Regions from separate parts of the Homo sapiens genome. Here region 2 is linked to region 1. The links are chromatin loops, found by intact Hi-C in ENCODE. Cell type or tissue: gastrocnemius medialis. All regions are shown on one strand. Links, peaks and the distances in the headings refer to the core of each region. The heading gives the core; the rest is flanking DNA. Region 1 has its middle 20 kb from the start of GPATCH8. Region 2 holds the start of FAM171A2 (family with sequence similarity 171 member A2).

Region 1 (8,325 bases), core at 96-8,095:
CACGCCCACCCGGACATCCAGCTGGCCTGCAAGCACGGCACCCAGCCCCGGTTCCCGCTCGCGCCTCTCCCTCCACACCTCCCTGCAAGCTGAGGGAACTGGCTCTGGCCTTGGCCAGCCCAGAAAGGGGCTCCCACAGTGCAGCGGTGGGCTGAAGGGCTCCTCAAGTGCCGCCAAAGTGGGAGCCCAGGCAGAGGAGGCGCCGAGAGCAAGCGAGGGCTGTGAGGACGGCCAGCACGCTGTCACCTCTCACCAGCTACTTGGGAGGCTGATGCAGTAGAATTGCTTGAACCCAGAGGCAGAGCTTGCATTGAGCTGAGATCACACCACTGTACTCCAGCCTGGGCAACAGAGCAAGACTCCATCTCAAAATAATAATAATAATAATAATAATAATAATAATAATATTCACCATTTGAAGTGTACGATTCAGTGGCTTTTAGTATATTGACAAGGTTGTACAACCATTACCACTATCTAATTCCGTAACATTTTTATCACTCTCAAAAGAAATCCTGTACCTATTATTTGCCATTCCTCCCTCCTCCCCCCCTCTCTGGCAACCACAAGTGTACCTTCTGTTTCTGTGGATTTGCCTACTCTGGACATTTCACATAAATGGAACATGTAATATGTGGCCTTTTGTGTCTGGATTCTTTCACTTAATATAATGTTTTCAAAGTCCATCCATGTCATAACATGTATCAACACTTCATTCCTCTTTATGGCTGTATAATATTCCGTTGTATGGATATACCACATTTTGTTTATCCATTCATCTGTTGATGGACATTGAGTTGCTTCCACTTTTTGGCTATTATGAATCATACTGCCATGAACATTTGTGTACAAATCCTCATCCCTTCTTGCATCTCAGACCTTCCATCTGGGATCCCTTTCCTTCTGCCTGAATTGCATCCTTTAGAATTTTTTTCATGAGGCACTTCAGTGAGGCTGATAGCAAACTGTTTTAGTTTTTACTTGTTTGAAAATTCAGTCTTGGCTGGGTGTGGTGGCTCACACCTGTAATAACAGCACTTTGGGAGGCCGAGGCAGGTGGATCACCTGAGGGTCAGGAGTTCGAGACCAGACTGATCAACATGGTGAAACTCCGTCTCTACAAAAATTAGCTGGGCGTGGTGGTGGGTGCCTGTAATCCCAGCTACTTGGGAGGCTGGGGCAGGAGTAGGCTGCCCCACTTGAACCCGGGAGGCAGAGGTTACGGTGAGCTGAGATCATGTCATTGCACTCCAGCTTGGGTGACAGAGAAAGACTCCATCTCAAAATAAAAAAGAAAGAAAGAAAAGAAAAGAACATTTACTCTTGAATTCTAGGTTGGAAGTTATTTTCTTTCAGTATGTTCAAGATATCATTCTACTGGCTTATGGCTTCCATTATTGCTGTTGTTGAGAAGGCTGCTCTTAAGATTTTCTTTCTATATTCAGGCCAGGCGCAGTGGCTCATGCCACCTAGCACTTTGGGAGGCCATGGTGGGTAGATCACTCGAGGTCAGGAGTCAAGACCAGCCTGGCCAACACAGTGAAACCCCGTGACTACTAAAAATACAAAAATTAGCTGGATGTGGTGGTGGGCACCTGTAATCCCAGCTACTCGGGATGCTGAGGCAGGAGAATCTCTTGAACCTGAAGGCAGAGGTTGCAGTGAGCTGAGATCATGAGCTGAGATCACGCCACTGCACTCCAACCTGGGTGATGGAGTGAGACTTTCTCTCAAAATAAAATTTTTTTTCTTTCTGTATTCAGAATTCTGACATTTCATTGTGATGTATCTGCATGTAGATTCTATTTTATTTATCCTGCTTAGAATTCTTCACGCTTCCAGAACTTGTGGATTGATGCTCCATCAGAATTGGGAAATTCTCAGCCATTATCTTTTCAAATCTTCACCTTGCCACATTCTCTTGTTCTTTCCTTTAAAAAAAAAGTATTTTAAATAAAATAAAATGGGGTCTTGCTGTTTTGCCCAGGCTGGGTTCAAAATCCTGGCTCAAGCAATACTCACATAGTGGGATGAAAGGTATGCATGCACCACCATGCCTGGCTTCTTTTTTTTTTTTTCCTTCTAGAATTCTGATTAAACGATATTAGATTCTTTCATTGTATCCTCCATGTGTCTCAAACTCTTCTTTTTGTCCCTTTTCTGCATTCTGGGTAATTTCTTCTGCTCTGTCTTCCAATGCCTCTCTGGGATCCCACTTTCCTTTAAGTTTTGGCCTGGAAATTCATCTCTCTTGTCAAATATCTGTAATATTGCTAAGGATTTTTTTTTTTTAATTGATCATTCTTGGGTGTTTCTCGCAGAGGGGGATTTGGCAGGGTCACAGGACAATAGTGGAGGGAACGTCAGCAGAAAAACAAGTGAACAAAGGTCTCTGGTTTTCCTAGGCAGAGGACCCTGCGGCCTTCCACAGTGTTTGTGTCCCTGGGTACTTGAGATTAGGGAGTGGTGATGACTCTTAAGGAGCATGCTGCCTTCAAGCATCTGTTTAACAAAGCACATCTTGCACCGCCCTTAATCCATTCAACCCTGAGTGGATACAGCACATGTTTCAGAGAGCACAGGGTTGGGGGTAAGGTCACAGATCAACAGGATCCCAAGGCAGAAGAATTTTTCTTAGTACAGAACAAAATGAAAAGTCTCCCATGTCTACCTCTTTCTACACAGACACAGCAACCACCCGATTTCTCAGTCTTTTCCCCACCTTTCCCCTTTCTATTCCACAAAACTGCCATTGTCATCATGGCCCGTTCTCAATGAGCTGTTGGGTACACCTCCCGGACGGGGTGGTGGCCGGGCAGAGGGACTCCTCACTTCCCAGTAGGGGCGGCCGGGCAGAGGCGCCCCTCATGTCCCAGACGGGGCGGCTGGCCGGGCGGGGGGCTGACCCCCCCACCTCCCTCCCGGACGGGGCGGCTGGCCGGGCAGGGGGCTGACCCCCCCACCTCCCTCCCGGACGGGGCGGCTGGCCGGGCAGAGGGGCTCCTCACTTCCCAGTAGGGGCGGCCGGGCAGAGGCGCCCCTCACCTCCCGGACGGGGCGGCTGGCCGGGCGGGGGGCTGACCCCCCCACCTCCCTCCCGGACGGAGCGGCTGGCCGGGCAGAGGGGCTCCTCACTTCCCAGTAGGGGCGGCCGGGCAGAGGCGCCCCTCACTTCCCGGACGGGGCGGCTGGCTGGGCGGGGGGCTGATCCCCCCACCTCCCTCCCGGACGAGGTGGCTGCTGGGCAGAGACGCTCCTCACTTCCCAGACGGGGTGGCTGCTGGGCGGAGGGGCTCCTCACTTCTCAGACGGGGCGGCTGCCGGGTGGAGGGACTCCTCACTTCTCAGACGGGGCGGTTGCCAGGCAGAGGGTCTCCTCACTTCTCAGACCATGGGTGGCCGGGCAGAGATGCTCCTCACTTCCCAGATGTGATGGCGGCCGGGAAGAGGCGCTCCTCACTTCCTAGATGGGATGGCGGCCGGGCAGAGACGCTCCTCACTCTCCAGACTGGGCAGCCAGGCAGAGGGGCTCCTCACATCCCAGATGATGGGCGGCCAGGCGGAGACGCTCCTCACTTCCCAGACGGGGTGGCGGCCAGGCAGAGGCTGCAATCTCGGCACTTTGGGAGGCCAAGGCAGGCTGCTGGGAGGTGGAGGTTGTAGCGAGCCAAGATCACGCCACTGCACTCCAGCCTGGGCACCATTGAGCACTGAGTGAACGAGACTCCGTCTGCAATCCCGGCACCTCGGGAGGCCGAGGCTGGCGGATCACTCGCGGTTAGGAGCTGGAGACCAGCCCGGCCAACACAGCGAAACCCCGTCTCCACCAAAAAAATACGAAAACCAGTCAGGCGTGGCGTCGCGCGCCTGCAATCGCAGGCACTGGGCAGGCTGAGGCAGGAGAATCAGGCAGGGAGGTTGCAGTGAGCCGAGATGGCAGCAGCACCGTCCAGCTTCAGCTCGGCATCAGAGGGAGACCGTGGAAAGAGAGGGAGAGGGAGACTGTGGAAAGAGAGGGAGAGGGAGACCGTGGGGAGAGGGAGAGGGAGAGGGAGAGGAGGATTTTTTTTTTAAAAAGCCTTTATCCAGCTTTTGCATTTGTTTTCAATGGGAAGGTTGGTCTGAATAACTTAGCCTATCATTACAGGAAATGGAAGTCCTACCATCCTCCTCACTCCCTCTTTTTCATGTATGTTCTCCTTTCCCTGATGATCCAAATTGGAGCCATTCTCCAGGGACTGTCTCCAAGCCCATCTCTTCCATCGGCCCTTCCCTGTCCTGCCCCTGTTGAGCTTTCCTGCCCCTAGAACTAGAACCGATTGTCCCCTACTCAGTGGCAGCACGTGGGGACCTCTCCTGGATTGTTCACTTATCAGATAGCTTAGGAATTGATGTATTGTCTTCCACAGTAGATGATCAGCTCTGTAGGTGATCAGGGAAGGCAGGAATAGCTCCCACCAGTAGCTCAAAATCATAGCAAATAAGAAGGGTTGGTGGAGATAAGAGAGATTTGAGTACAGTAAGTTTGAAGCAGTTTCTGGTGTCTGACCAGGTATTCGATGGTACAGGTTAAGACCCTCTGTCCCCAACGGCTTCTTTAAACCCCTATTGGCCCCAAGGGACCTTCTTCCTCGAACTGGAGGCTTCTGGGAGAGGGAGCTTGGTTCTGGAAACCCCAGGTCAGACAGCACCAGGGGGCGGTAGAGGCTTAAAGGCAACTGCATTGCCCTGGCAGGAGAGTAGGTGACTGCCCAAGCATTCCCATTGCAGCCCTGGGCCACGTTCACGTACTTGGGGGTCGAGCCGGAACCGAACAGAACTAGGCTTAGACCAATGTACCTGCTCCAAGTTGGACCTCTTTCGGTCCCCAGGACCTAAAACAAGATATGATGAATGACCTCCCTTCCATCCTGTCCTGTATCCCCTTGGGTCCCGTGCTAAGGTGGCGCCCCACTGAATTCCAGTTTCTGGACCAGGGAAATCCTTTCAATCCACTCTCCTAATCATTCTCAGCTAAAAAAAAAAAAAAGTTTTAATATATGATAGTGAGTGTCAATTAAGGTATAAAAAAAAAGAGAATGAGGATGGACTTGCCTTATTGTGGCGTGATCTCTGCTCTCTGCAGCCCCGACCTCAGGTGATCCTCCCACCTTAGGCTCCCTAGTAGCTGGAACTACAGGTGCTGCACCACCACCCTCGGCTAATATTTTTATATTTTTTGTAGAGACAAGGTTTCACTATGTTGCCCAGGCTGATCTCAAACTCCTGGACTCAAGTGATCCACCCTCCTTGGCCTCCCAAAGAGCTGGGATTACAGGCTTGAGCCACCAGGCCTGGCTGAAATTCTAATATATAACACAGGGGTTTGTTCAGTTAAGTGGGAAAAGAATAAAAATGATTTTACCATAGCTGGATTTCCAAATGGAAGAAAATAAAATTAGAGCTTTATCTTATACCATATGCAAAAATAAACTCCAGCTGGATCAAAAATTTAAATATAAAACTAAATGCATAAAATCTAATGAAAATCTAGAAGCCCGCATGTATGATGTATAAGAGTGGGAAAATATTAACCAAGATTGAAAATCGAGAAGCTACAACAGGAAAAAAAGGGTATAAATATTTCACTGTATAAAAGTTAAAACATTTTGGGGATGGAAAAACAGGACATAAATACAGGCATTAGGAAAATTTTCTTTTAAAAAGGAAAATAGTAGATTTAGAAATACGTTGTAATGCAGGTGGCAAGCCATGAGTTAACAGCTGTACTATACAAAAAGATCTTACAAGTTAACAAGAAAAAGACAAACACTTCACGGAAAAATGGTGAAGTCATGGATAGAGGATTCATGGAAACACAATTATTAAAAAAGACTCAGGCCTGTAATCCCAGCACTTTGGGAGGCCGAGGCAAGCAGATCACGAGGTCAGGAGATCCAGACCATCCTGGTTAACACAGTGAAACCCCGTCTCTAGTAAAAATACAAAAAGTTAGCCAGGCATGGGGACATGTGCCTGTAATCCCAGCTACTCGGGAGGCTGAGGCAGGGGAATCACTTGAACCCAGAAGGCTGAGGTTGCAGTGATCTGAGATTGCGCCACTGCACTCCAGCCTGGGCGACAGAGACTCTGTCTCAAACAACAACAACAACAAAGAAACACATATCTACTCTCTAACCGAGCAATCCTACTCTTAGAAATCTATCCCATGGAAATAAAACCAGCCATCCATAGGGATAGGTGTACAGTCTAAGGATGCTCAGTGTAGGATTAGTTAGTTGCAAAACACTGAAAACAGTAAATGCCCATCAGCGAATGGTTGAATAAATGGTTAACAGCCATTCAGTGAAATATTATTCAGTCTTTAAAAAGAAGGGAACTGAGGGCCAGGCACAGTGGCTCATTTCTGTAATCCCAGCACTTTGGGAGACCGAGGCAGGCGGATCACGAGGTCAGGAGTTTGAGACCAGCCTGGCCAATATGGTGAAACCCTGTCTCTACTAAAAATACAAAAATTAGCTGGGTGTGATGGTGCGTGCCTGTAGTCCCAGCTACTCCGGAGGCTGAGGCAGGAGAATTGCTTGAACCCGGGAGGTGGAGGTTGCAGTGAGCCAAGATCGCACCATTGCACTCCAGCCTGGGCCACAGAGCGAGACTCCGTCTCAAAAACAAAAACAAAAACAAAAAACAAAAAAGAAGGGAGCTGTAGAGCTGTAACAATTGTCTTGGAGGAATATTTAGGAGGTATTGTTGAGAAAGAAAAGCAAGAAGCAAAAAGTGTGAATAATGTGATCCTGTTTTTTGAAAACTAACAACAAATCCCCTATATTTCCTGTACACATATATATGTGTGTATATATATGACTATATGAGCAATAAAAAGTGAATGAATACAAACTGGGTAGTGGACATGGGTTACCTGGTTGGGAGAGAAGGAGAGGAAAAAAGAAGTTTAAAAACAAGATTAGGCCAGGCGCAGTGGCTCATTTCTGTAATCCTAGCACTTTGGGAGGCTGAGGCGGGCAGATCACGATGTCAAGAGATCGAGACCATCCTGGCCAACATGGTGAAACCCCGTCTCTACTGAAAATACAAGAATTAGCTGGACATGGTGGCACGCGCCTGTAGTCCCAGCTACTTGGGAGGCTGAGGCAGGAGAATCGCTTGAACATGGGAGTCAGAGGTTGCAGTGAGCCAAGATTATGCCACTGCACTCCAGCCTGGTGACAAAGCGAGACTCCGTCTCAAAAAAAAAAAAAAAAGAAGAAGACTAGGTTTGGTGTGGTGGCTAATGCCTGTAATCCTAGCATTTTGGAAGGCCAAGGTGGGCAGATTGCTTGAGCCCAGGAGTTTGAGACCAGCCTGAGCAACATGGTGAAACCCTGTCTCTACAAAAAACAAAAATAAAAAAATTAGCCGAGCATAGTGTCGTGTGCCTGTAGTCCCAGCTACTCAGGAGGCTGAGGTAGGAGGACCACTTGAGCCCAGGAGTTTGAAGCTGCAGTGAGCCATGATCGTGCCACTGCACTCGAGCCTGGGTGACAGAGGAAGACCCTGTCTCAAAAACAAACAAACAAAACACTGCTTTAAAAAGTTTGGAAGATAGAATAACACTTAATGTGTTTAGGTAAAATTGTTTGTACTGATATGTAGAAAAATCGTTTTAAAAGAATAAAATAGTAAAAAATCTAGTTCAGACCTTCATCACCTCTTATCAGTCTTCCCCTGTCAAGGAGAGTCAGACCTCAGTCCACACTGAACCCCTTACAGACTCTTTCCTGTCCCTACACCAGACCCATGGACATTGAAGATCATATCTAAATCAGGTCTGTTCCTCCAAAGTCTGAATGGTGCCAAGTGTCCGGGGCCAATCCCTGCTTAAATATTCAGTAAGTCTCTTGAGGTGATTGCTTCATCTCTCAGCCTGGAGAATCTTCAGAGGGAAGGTGGATGCCACAGCCCCTTGCCTCATAGAAATACATTTTTTTTTTTTGAGACAGGCTCTTGCTCTGTTGCCCAGACTGGAGTGCAGTGGCGGGATCGCCACTTGCTCACTGCAGCCTTGACCTCCCAGGCTCAAGTGATCCTCCCACCTCAGCCTCCTGAGTAGCTGGGGTTACAAGCACATGTCACCACCACACCCAGATAATTTTTTTTTTTTTTTGAGACGGAGTCTCACTCTGTCGCCAGGTTGGAGTGCAGTGGCACCATCTCAGCTCACTGCAACCTCCACCACCCAGCTTCAAGCAATTCTCCTGCCTCAGCCTCCTGAGTAGCTGGGACTACAGGCGTGCGCCACCACACCCGGCTAATTTTTTATTTTTA
Region 2 (8,325 bases), core at 1-8,000, 160 kb after region 1:
AAGAAAGAGCAGCCAGTGAAAAGGCCCTGAGGTAGGAGCTGGCTTAGTGTGTTCAAAAAAAGCAAGGAGGCCCATGTGGCTGGAGGCAGGTGTGGGTGAGGGTTCAGGAGATGGGGGATGGGGGCAGGAACACCCCGTGGCCATGGGGAGGACTTTGGACTTGACGCCAAGTGTTGGGGGAAGCCATTGATGAACAATACAACAGCAAGAGCTGTTGGTATTTGATTCTACCCAAAGGTGTAAATAGTAAATTCTGAAGAGAATATTTTGACATCCATGCATGGCAAGTTTCGGAACAGGTTTCTATTTGGGTGACTGAATGCATTTAAGAAAAGATTAAGCCGTGATCCTTGAATACCAGCCAAATTGCCTCCTCCTTCTGTCATTGCGATTGGATGGCTCCAGACAACTTATCTTGATCCAGCAAAGCATTTGGCATTTGTCCTTATAGACAAGACGTAAATGTGAGCTGGATCCTAGGGACTCGGATTTAGACCTGAACAATTCTGATAAAGCTGAAGGAGATCTCTATGAAGCTCCATCCTGGCCCTGGGCTGCCTGGCATTGTTATGAGTCCCTTGAATGGAGGTAGAGGAAGCCATCTTCACCCTGCAGATGGCTGCTGGCTGGGAGGGAGCTCCAACACAATGGGTGACTGAAGCAGATTCAAAGCAGCCTTGACAGATTGTAAAGTTGGGTGGAAACCAACAAGATGAAATTCACCAGGGATGAGTGCTAAGTCTTGTGTTGAGGTTCCAAAAAACTGGTTACATAAGAATAGCACTGGGAAATCTGGTGAGATGGAAATTTCTGTTGAAAACAGAGAGAGGCTGGGCGCGGTGGCTCACACCTGTAATCCCAGCCCTTTGGGAGGCCAAGGCAGGTGGATCACGAGGTCAGGAGATCGAGACCGTCCTGACTAACACGGTGAAACCCCGTTTCTATTAAAAATACAAAAAAATTAGCCGGGCGTGGTGGCGGGCACCTGTAGTCCCAGCTACTCAGGAAGCTGAGGCAGGAGAATGGCGTGAACCCGGGAGGCGGAGGTTGCAGTGAGCCAAGATCGCAGCCACTGCACTCCAGCCTGGGTGACAGAGCAAGACTCCATCAAAAAAAGAAAGAGAGAGAGAGAGAGAGAGAAAAGAAAAGAGAGAGAGAAATGAAAAGAAGAAGGGAAGAAGGAAGGGAGAAAGAAAGAAGAGAGACAGATACACTGGCAGTTTTCATTCTGTCCACAAGCTTATAATGATGTCCCCTTAAATCAGAAGACCCAACCAGGAGGGTTGCTGTTCTCTGGGAAATGGGGTCCTTGCCTTAGGTATCCAGTCCCCTCTTGGCCACCATACAGTGAGAAAGAGAAGGTGACAAACCAGAGAGAACCAGGGAAGAGATACCAGTTAAGGATTTGGCCAGGTGGAAACTGATTGATGATGACAACCAGAAATATTGAACTGGAAGGAAAGAGAGCTTGGCTGGGACTAGGGCAAGCCAATAGCTGTCCTCAAATATGGGATTCAATGGCTGAGGACAAAGGAGAGACCCAGTTTATCATTCACAAAGCCAGAACCAAGACCACTGAGAATCACCAACTGGTGGAAGAGAAAGGCTGCTGCCAGCCCTGGAAACACTCCTTAGCCATTAGCACTGCCCAGCAATGGATCATATTACCTGGGCACAGGTGAGTCCCTACCTCACCCTGGGCCAACAGTAACAGCATTTATTACGCCCCTGCTCCTGTGAGGCTTGTGCTAGACTCTTTTGACATCATTATTTGGCCATTACATCTCATTTAGTTGTTACAGCAACCCTATGAGGTAGAGATTATGACAACTCCCATTTTAAAGGAAGACTGAAGACCAGAAGGCTGAATATCTTGCCAATGGCTTAATAAGAGACTTAGGGCTAGGCACGGTGGCTCACACCTGTAATCCCAGCAATTTGGGAGGCTGAGGCGGGTGGATCACCTGAGGTCACAAGTTCAAGACCAGCCTGGCCAACATGGTGAAACCCCATCTCTACTAAAAATACAAAAATTAGCCGGGCATGGTGACAGGCATCTGTAATTCCAGCTACTCAGGAGGCTGAGGCACAAGAATCTCTTGAACTCAAGAGGCAGAGGTTGCAGTGAGCCGAGATTGCATCATTGCACTCCAGCCTGGGCAACAGCAAAAGACTCTGTCTTAATGATCGGTAGCTGCAACACTAGAAAAATGGCGAGCAAGAGCAAAGAAAAATCCCTTTGGTTCTAGAAAATCTCCTGAAAAAAAGGCTTACCAAGCCCTCAAAGCCACCCAGGCAAAGCAGGCACTTTTGTCAAAGAAAGAGCAGAGGAAAGGAAAAGGGCTCAGGTTTAAGCAACTGGAATCATTCCTACATGATTCCTGATGGCAGAAATGTGACAAAGTGCATCTCAGACAACTAGAAGTGAAACATCATGCCTTGGAATTGCCAGATAAACATTCCTTGGCCTTTGTTGTACACATCGAAAGAATTGATGGCGTGAGTTTACTGGTGCAGAGAACCATTGTAAGACTTTGCCTAAAGAAAATTTTTAGTGGTGTCTTTGTAAAAGTCACCCCCCAGAACCTAAAAATGCTGCGTATGGTGGAACCTTATGTGACCTGGGGATTTCCAAATCTGAAGTCTGTCCAGGAACTCATTTTGAAACATGGACAAGCCAAGGTCAGGAATAAGGAATAAGACCATTCCTCTGACAGACAACACAGTGATTGAGAAGCACCTGGGGAAGTTTGGTGTCGTTTGCTTGGAAGACCTCAGTCATGAAATTGCCGTCCCAGGGAAGCATTTCCAGGAGGTCTCATGGTTGTTACGCCCTTTCTACCTCTCAGTGGCCCGTCATGCTACCAAAAATACAGTGGGCTTCCTCAAGGAGATGGGCACACCTGGCTATCAGGGTGAACGCATCAGTCAGCTCATCCGCCAGCTGAACTAGACCCAGGTGCCAAACTGCAGTAAATTTTTATTAATGAAGTGGAAGCATGGGTAGTAGAAGCATGTGTTTTTGTTTTTTTGGGAATTTTTATCAAGTATCTTCAGAGAAGATTATTTCCAGCTTTATCTTCAAAAACTGGAAAGGAAGGGTCAAAGAAAAGACAGAAGCTCACGCCTGTAATCCCAGCACTTTGGGAGGCCGAGGCGGGTAGATCACTTGAGATCAGGAGTTCGAGACCAGCCTGGCCAACATAGTGAAACGCTGTCTCTACTAAAAATACAAAAATTAGCCGGGCATGGTGGCGTGCACCTGTAGTCCCAGCTACTTGGGAGGCTGAGGCAGGAGAATCACTTGAACCCGGGAGGCAGAGGTTGCAGTGAGCCAAGATCACGCCACTGCACTCCAGCCTGGGCAACAGAGCAAGACTCTCTCTCAAAAAAAAAAAAAAAAAAAAAAAGAAGGAGAAGAAACAGTAGCTTATGTTCATGGCAAGCACCTCTAATCACAGTCCAGTTTCCAAGGAAAAATTCCAGCGTTTTAGTTTAATGTCGGTAAGTGAGTAACTCTAGCATTTGTACAAGGCTCCCTAAGACTCCTGCACCAGTCGGCCAAGCCCAGGGACATAATTGAATTTGGAGATTCTTGGGGCCTTGTTTTGAAAAAGACTTGAAATAGGAAGAAAGGCCCAAAAATAAATGTTCACTTGTCTCTGAAAAAAAAAAATCTGTCTCAAAAAAAAAAAAAAGAGAGACTTAGGGGGGTCTAGGGGGCCTTCCCTGCTATCACCCCAGCACTGCCTAGGTGTTCTACCGGGAGAAGGGGGCCATCGAGCAGGGAGTTCTTACAGTTTTCTGAGACTTTCATGACCGTACCCCTTGAGAGTGTTGTAGGCAATATCCACTCCCCACCTACACACACACAAATTTTGCACCAAATTTTGGGGACTCTCGAAACCCAAGAACCCGGGTGATGGGACCCTAATCCCGACACTCCTTTGCAGCGCAGAGTCTGGGAGCGCAGAGCGCGGGGGCTGCGGGGTGGGCTGAAGGTGGGCAGTACCGGGGGGCGGCGGGCGGAGCGGGGCCGGGAGGGGGCGGTGCCGGAGGGCCAGCGGTGTGGCGCGCCGCCTGCAGGGGGCGCTTGCGGCGGCTCCGGTCGGAGACAATCGCGCTGAGCGGGCGCCGCAGCGGGAGCGGGAGCCGGAGCTGCGAGGCGCGGCGCAGAGCTGGGGCTGCGCGGGGCCGGGCGAGCGGGACCAGGCGGGAGCCATGGACCGCTAGGGCCCGGCCTAGCCCCGCGATGCCGCCGGCGAGTGGCCCCAGCGTCCTCGCGCGGCTGTTGCCGCTGCTGGGGCTGCTGCTCGGCAGCGCCTCCCGGGCTCCCGGCAAGTCGCCGCCGGAGCCCCCCAGCCCGCAGGGTGAGTCTCAGCCGGGAGGGGCCGCGATCGCGGGCCTGCGCCCCCTGATCAGGCTCCCGCCCGTCAGCCCCCTCTTCGCGGCGTTCGTGAATTGAGTGGTATTCTGTTCCCTGGATTCGGGTGGGGGGAGCTAAGCGATCTGGGGTTGGCGCTTCTGGGGGAAAGTGGAGGCGGGGAGAGGGAGGCCGTCCGGGGCGGGGGTCTTGGGGAGACACAATGGGTAGTGCGAGGGTCCCCAGGATCTGCGCCGCCGCCCTCTCCCTATTTGTTTTTCTCCCTCCTGGTCCGCGAGGCGCTGCTGCCTGAGCCATTGTCTACCGAAGACACCCGCCCAGGGGCGGGCTGGGGCGGGCGCCTGCTCCGCAGCCCCCTGCGGGTTGCTCGCTCCCGACCCTGGCGGGGTGGGGGCGCCGGCATCCGCTGCCACCCTAGGCCGGGACCGGAGGCTGGGAGCCTGGAGCTGGGTTTGAAGGGGGGAGGGGAGAAGGGGGAGTGGGTGAGGCTGTGGGCGGGATTGACTGCTCTAATGGGGTTCTTTGCCCTGGAGCCTGACAGCTCCCAGCCAGCCCCCCTGGTTTAGAGTTTGGGGTGCACCAAATAAATGCTTGTGAGCCTATGATGGAGGACGAGCCGCAGTTGTGGGCCTCTAAGAAAAGGGGGTACATTGTGATTCCCAGCTGAGGGAGCATGGCAGGCTTGTGGTCGTGGAGCCATGCTGAGCTAGCTGGCTGTGGGCAGTGCCGGCTGGGAGGGCAGGTGCCTGGGTCCCCCCCCATTCAGCAGGCCTCCTGGCATTCCTGTCCCCTGCCCGCCCCCATATCACCCCCTCCTCATCTCACATCTTCGCAGTGGAGGAGACCCTTCCCAGCGACTCACCGGGCGCAGGTGGGTGTGTGAGGTGGGGGTGGGGCCGGCTCCTGCAGCAGGAAAGGGTGGGGGAGCAAGACCCTGACAACACATCCCACAGGCAGGCCTGGACGCTTGGGGGCCTCCGCCCACTCCAGTCCTGAGTCCACCTCCCGGGTCCTGCTCTCCCTCTCCTGCCTGTGGGCCCCATCCCTGCCTGAAGCAGTATTCACTCCTCACCCCCCACACTAAGGAGCTGGCAGGAAAAGCAGAGTGGGGGGGTCTGGATGAGGGAAGTGGGGTCCGGATGAAGGGAGGGGGTCGGATTTCCTCCTGGACTGAGGCAGGCCTAGAGCCGGGAGAGGTGGATACTATATGGAATGTCAGGCTTCGAGGAATGGGTAGGGTTCACCCTCTGCCTCAGTCTCCCCCAGCTCTCTCGGGGAGGAGATCAGGCTTTTCTTAGTAGGAAGAAGCCCTAGTTTCTTAGGACGCCCCTCCCCTCAAGTCCCTGCACCTCAGGGGAAGGGGCCCAGGGAATTGGCTGGAATAGAGCCAGGATTGGGGGTTCTCTGGGGCAGCTGGCGGGGAGCCCAGGTTGAGGGAAAGGGGGAAGGGAATCTGCTAGGCACCTGCCCCCTCCCTTCTCCCCCACCCGCAAGGTTGGCACAGATCCTTACCAGCCCACCCCAGTTTTGTTTCCCCAGCCCCCTCCCTCTTCTGAAACTCTGACTCTTGAACCCAAGGCATTCCCTCAAATGACCATATCTCAGACTCGGGATCCCTCTCCCCAGCTGCTCTATCCAGCTGTTCCTAAGCCCGGGATGGAGGTGGGAGTAGCCAGGACCTTCTAGCTTCTCCGAATTCCTAATGGGTGTTGGCAGGGGGATGGATGAGGACCTTGCACACGTCCTCCTAGGCTCTACCTCCCCCCACCCCATGCCACTTAACCTCTCTGAGCCATAATTTGTTCATTTGTAAGACATGGAAGGATAGTGCCTACATCATCAAATTGAAGTAAGAATTAAATCACATCAAATGTGCAAAAAAACAGTAAAGGGGTGCCAGCTTCCTGGAGGAGCAGAGAGCGAGAGTGAGTGGAGTGTGCACCCACCCTGCAGGGTTGGGCTCTGGCCTGGGAGGGGAGGTGGGCTCAGGGGAACAGCTGGATGGGATGCCTAGGGCAGGCGTGGCGCTGGCTGCGGATTGGGAGCCTGAGCTAAGACACCTGTCACTGCTGAGTGTCAGGCTCCACTCTAAGGCCTTCCCTCTCCTTGAAGTCTCCACAGCACCCTGACCTCCCCAGGCCCTGCTGCTCTCAGCTCCAGACTCTTCCTTCCATACCCAACCCCCACTAGATTTGCATCCAGCACTCAGCCCACTTCCCACCTGTCTCCTGGGCCCCCCACTGAGGTGTCCATACATGCATGACACACCTTGTTAGCAGGAAGGTAGGGGCGAAGTGTGTTCTTGAGGGAGGGGCTGTGCTGATGGGAAGGGGTGCCCTGGATCAGAGAGACTGCCTGGAGAATCCATGGGAACAACTCAAGGCTTGGTTCCTTCCCATCACGCCATCTGAGGGCAGGACGCCTGCCTGATGGCCTGGCCAGATTCTCCACGGGCTGTGGGCAGAGGCATCCCTGGAAAGCAAAAGACTTGGGCTTCCCTCCCCAGCCCCCTCCACAATAGTTCTCTTGGGCCTGGGTTGCTCCCCCCTAGATCTCCTTTCCCTTACCAGGGCCCCAGCTCCCTGCCTGATCTCCTGGGAGGAATGAGGGCGTTGCCATGGTGACTGACTGTAGCTGACCAGCTGGGAGGGGGCAGGCGGTTCATGTGAGGGGGAGGAGGCAGAAGTAATTTGTTTGGGCATGGGGTTGGGGTGAGTCCCTAAATCTGAAGGGAAACAGGCTTGTGCAAAGGATTCTGGGAAAAGGATGAATGATGGGAATGACCAGTTTCCTAGTGTCCCCTGTCAATTTTTTCCCAAGACCCCAAACTCTGCCCTAGCCTCCATCCTCCCTTTCAAACTGCTGAATCTTGACCCTTCTCCTCTCCGCCTGCGGACCCAGCTTTACTTAGCCTTTCTCAGCCCTCCTGTCCTTCTCCTCTCCCCAGGCCCGGGGTTAAGAATGTCGCTTCTAGAGGCAGACTGCCAGGTCTGGATCCCAGATCTCCACTTAGCTGTAGTCCAAGTATCTAAACTCTCTAAGCCTCAGTTTCCTTATCTGTAAAATGGACTAAGAGCATATATTATCAAATCCAATACACCACTGACTGTAAGATGCACCATGATTTCAGGTACCAGTAAGAAAGGAAGAAATGCTGCCAGTTATAACGATGGCATCATCAATCATAGGCATAGCCCGAGTTTAGAATTGTGAAAATGTGACACAGCGCATGTGTTAGACGATGAAATACAGGAATAGTCCCACCTCCGGCATGGGCTGATAGGAGGTTTCAGTGAGTGCTCTGTGAATGCTGGGTCTTAAATCATGCCTTCTCTAGCCTCAGCCCAAAAGACTCTCTCAAACACAGCTCCTTCCTCTGATCTTGGGGCTCCCCCCAGTTCTCTTTCCCCCTCCCTCGTCCTCACTCCCTTTGCCCCATCTTGCCCACAGAGATCCTGATCAAGGTGCAGGTGTATGTGAGCGGGGAGCTGGTGCCCCTGGCCCGGGCCTCAGTGGATGTGTTTGGGAACCGGACTCTGCTGGCAGCTGGCACCACAGACTCAGAGGGTGTGGCCACCCTGCCCCTCAGTTATCGCTTGGGCACCTGGGTGCTGGTCACTGCTGCCCGCCCTGGCTTCCTCACCAACTCTGTGCCCTGGCGTGTTGACAAGCTGCCCTGTGAGTGCAGGGGCAGGTGGAGGGGGGGGACAGCAGCTGACCCTCCATCAGCCCCTTCCCAAAATAGTCTCCTTGGGGGTGGAGGGGGAGGCTTTCCAGCAGCTGCTGCCTGGGCTGGGGTACACAGAGGGGGCTGAGGGAGGGTGAAGCCTCTGGGACTCAGATGGAGGGGGTGCCTGGCTGGGGGGTAGGGGGTGGGTTTTCCTGGAGCTGACCGGCCATCCCTCCCGCAGTGTATGCGTCTGTCAGCCTCTACCTGCTCC

The links. Hi-C counts contacts between places; a loop is a spot of excess contacts. Peaks named below come from ENCODE experiments on the same cell type or tissue, not always from the same donor. Only the 100,000 strongest peaks of a DNase experiment are listed, where the experiment ranks them.
Region 2: a loop joins it to region 1, with 8 times the contacts of the local background. A loop is called at or near these places in 4 of 110 quality-filtered maps.

Annotation. Positions count from the first base shown.
Region 1 is chr17:44,519,710-44,528,034 of GRCh38, reverse strand. No RefSeq gene overlaps it. Among named protein-coding and RNA genes, the nearest start is that of GPATCH8, 20 kb to the right of the region's middle. RefSeq lists a silencer at 4,542-4,601. In gastrocnemius medialis, for the core only: a CTCF peak has its summit at 4,693 (motif pointing right); a DNase peak (open chromatin) is centred at 4,704.
Region 2 is chr17:44,359,642-44,367,966 of GRCh38, reverse strand. FAM171A2 (family with sequence similarity 171 member A2) reads left to right here and starts at 4,114. Exons shown (of 8, transcript NM_198475.3): 1 at 4,114-4,370; 2 at 7,835-8,062; 3 at 8,296-8,325. The coding sequence starts at 4,253. It also overlaps the pseudogene RPL7L1P5. RefSeq lists a silencer at 4,023-4,402 and enhancers at 5,930-6,529, 6,530-7,130. In gastrocnemius medialis, for the core only: no CTCF peak of the experiment used is centred there; no DNase peak of the experiment used is centred there; H3K4me3 peaks cover 1,326 bases; H3K27me3 peaks cover 796 bases.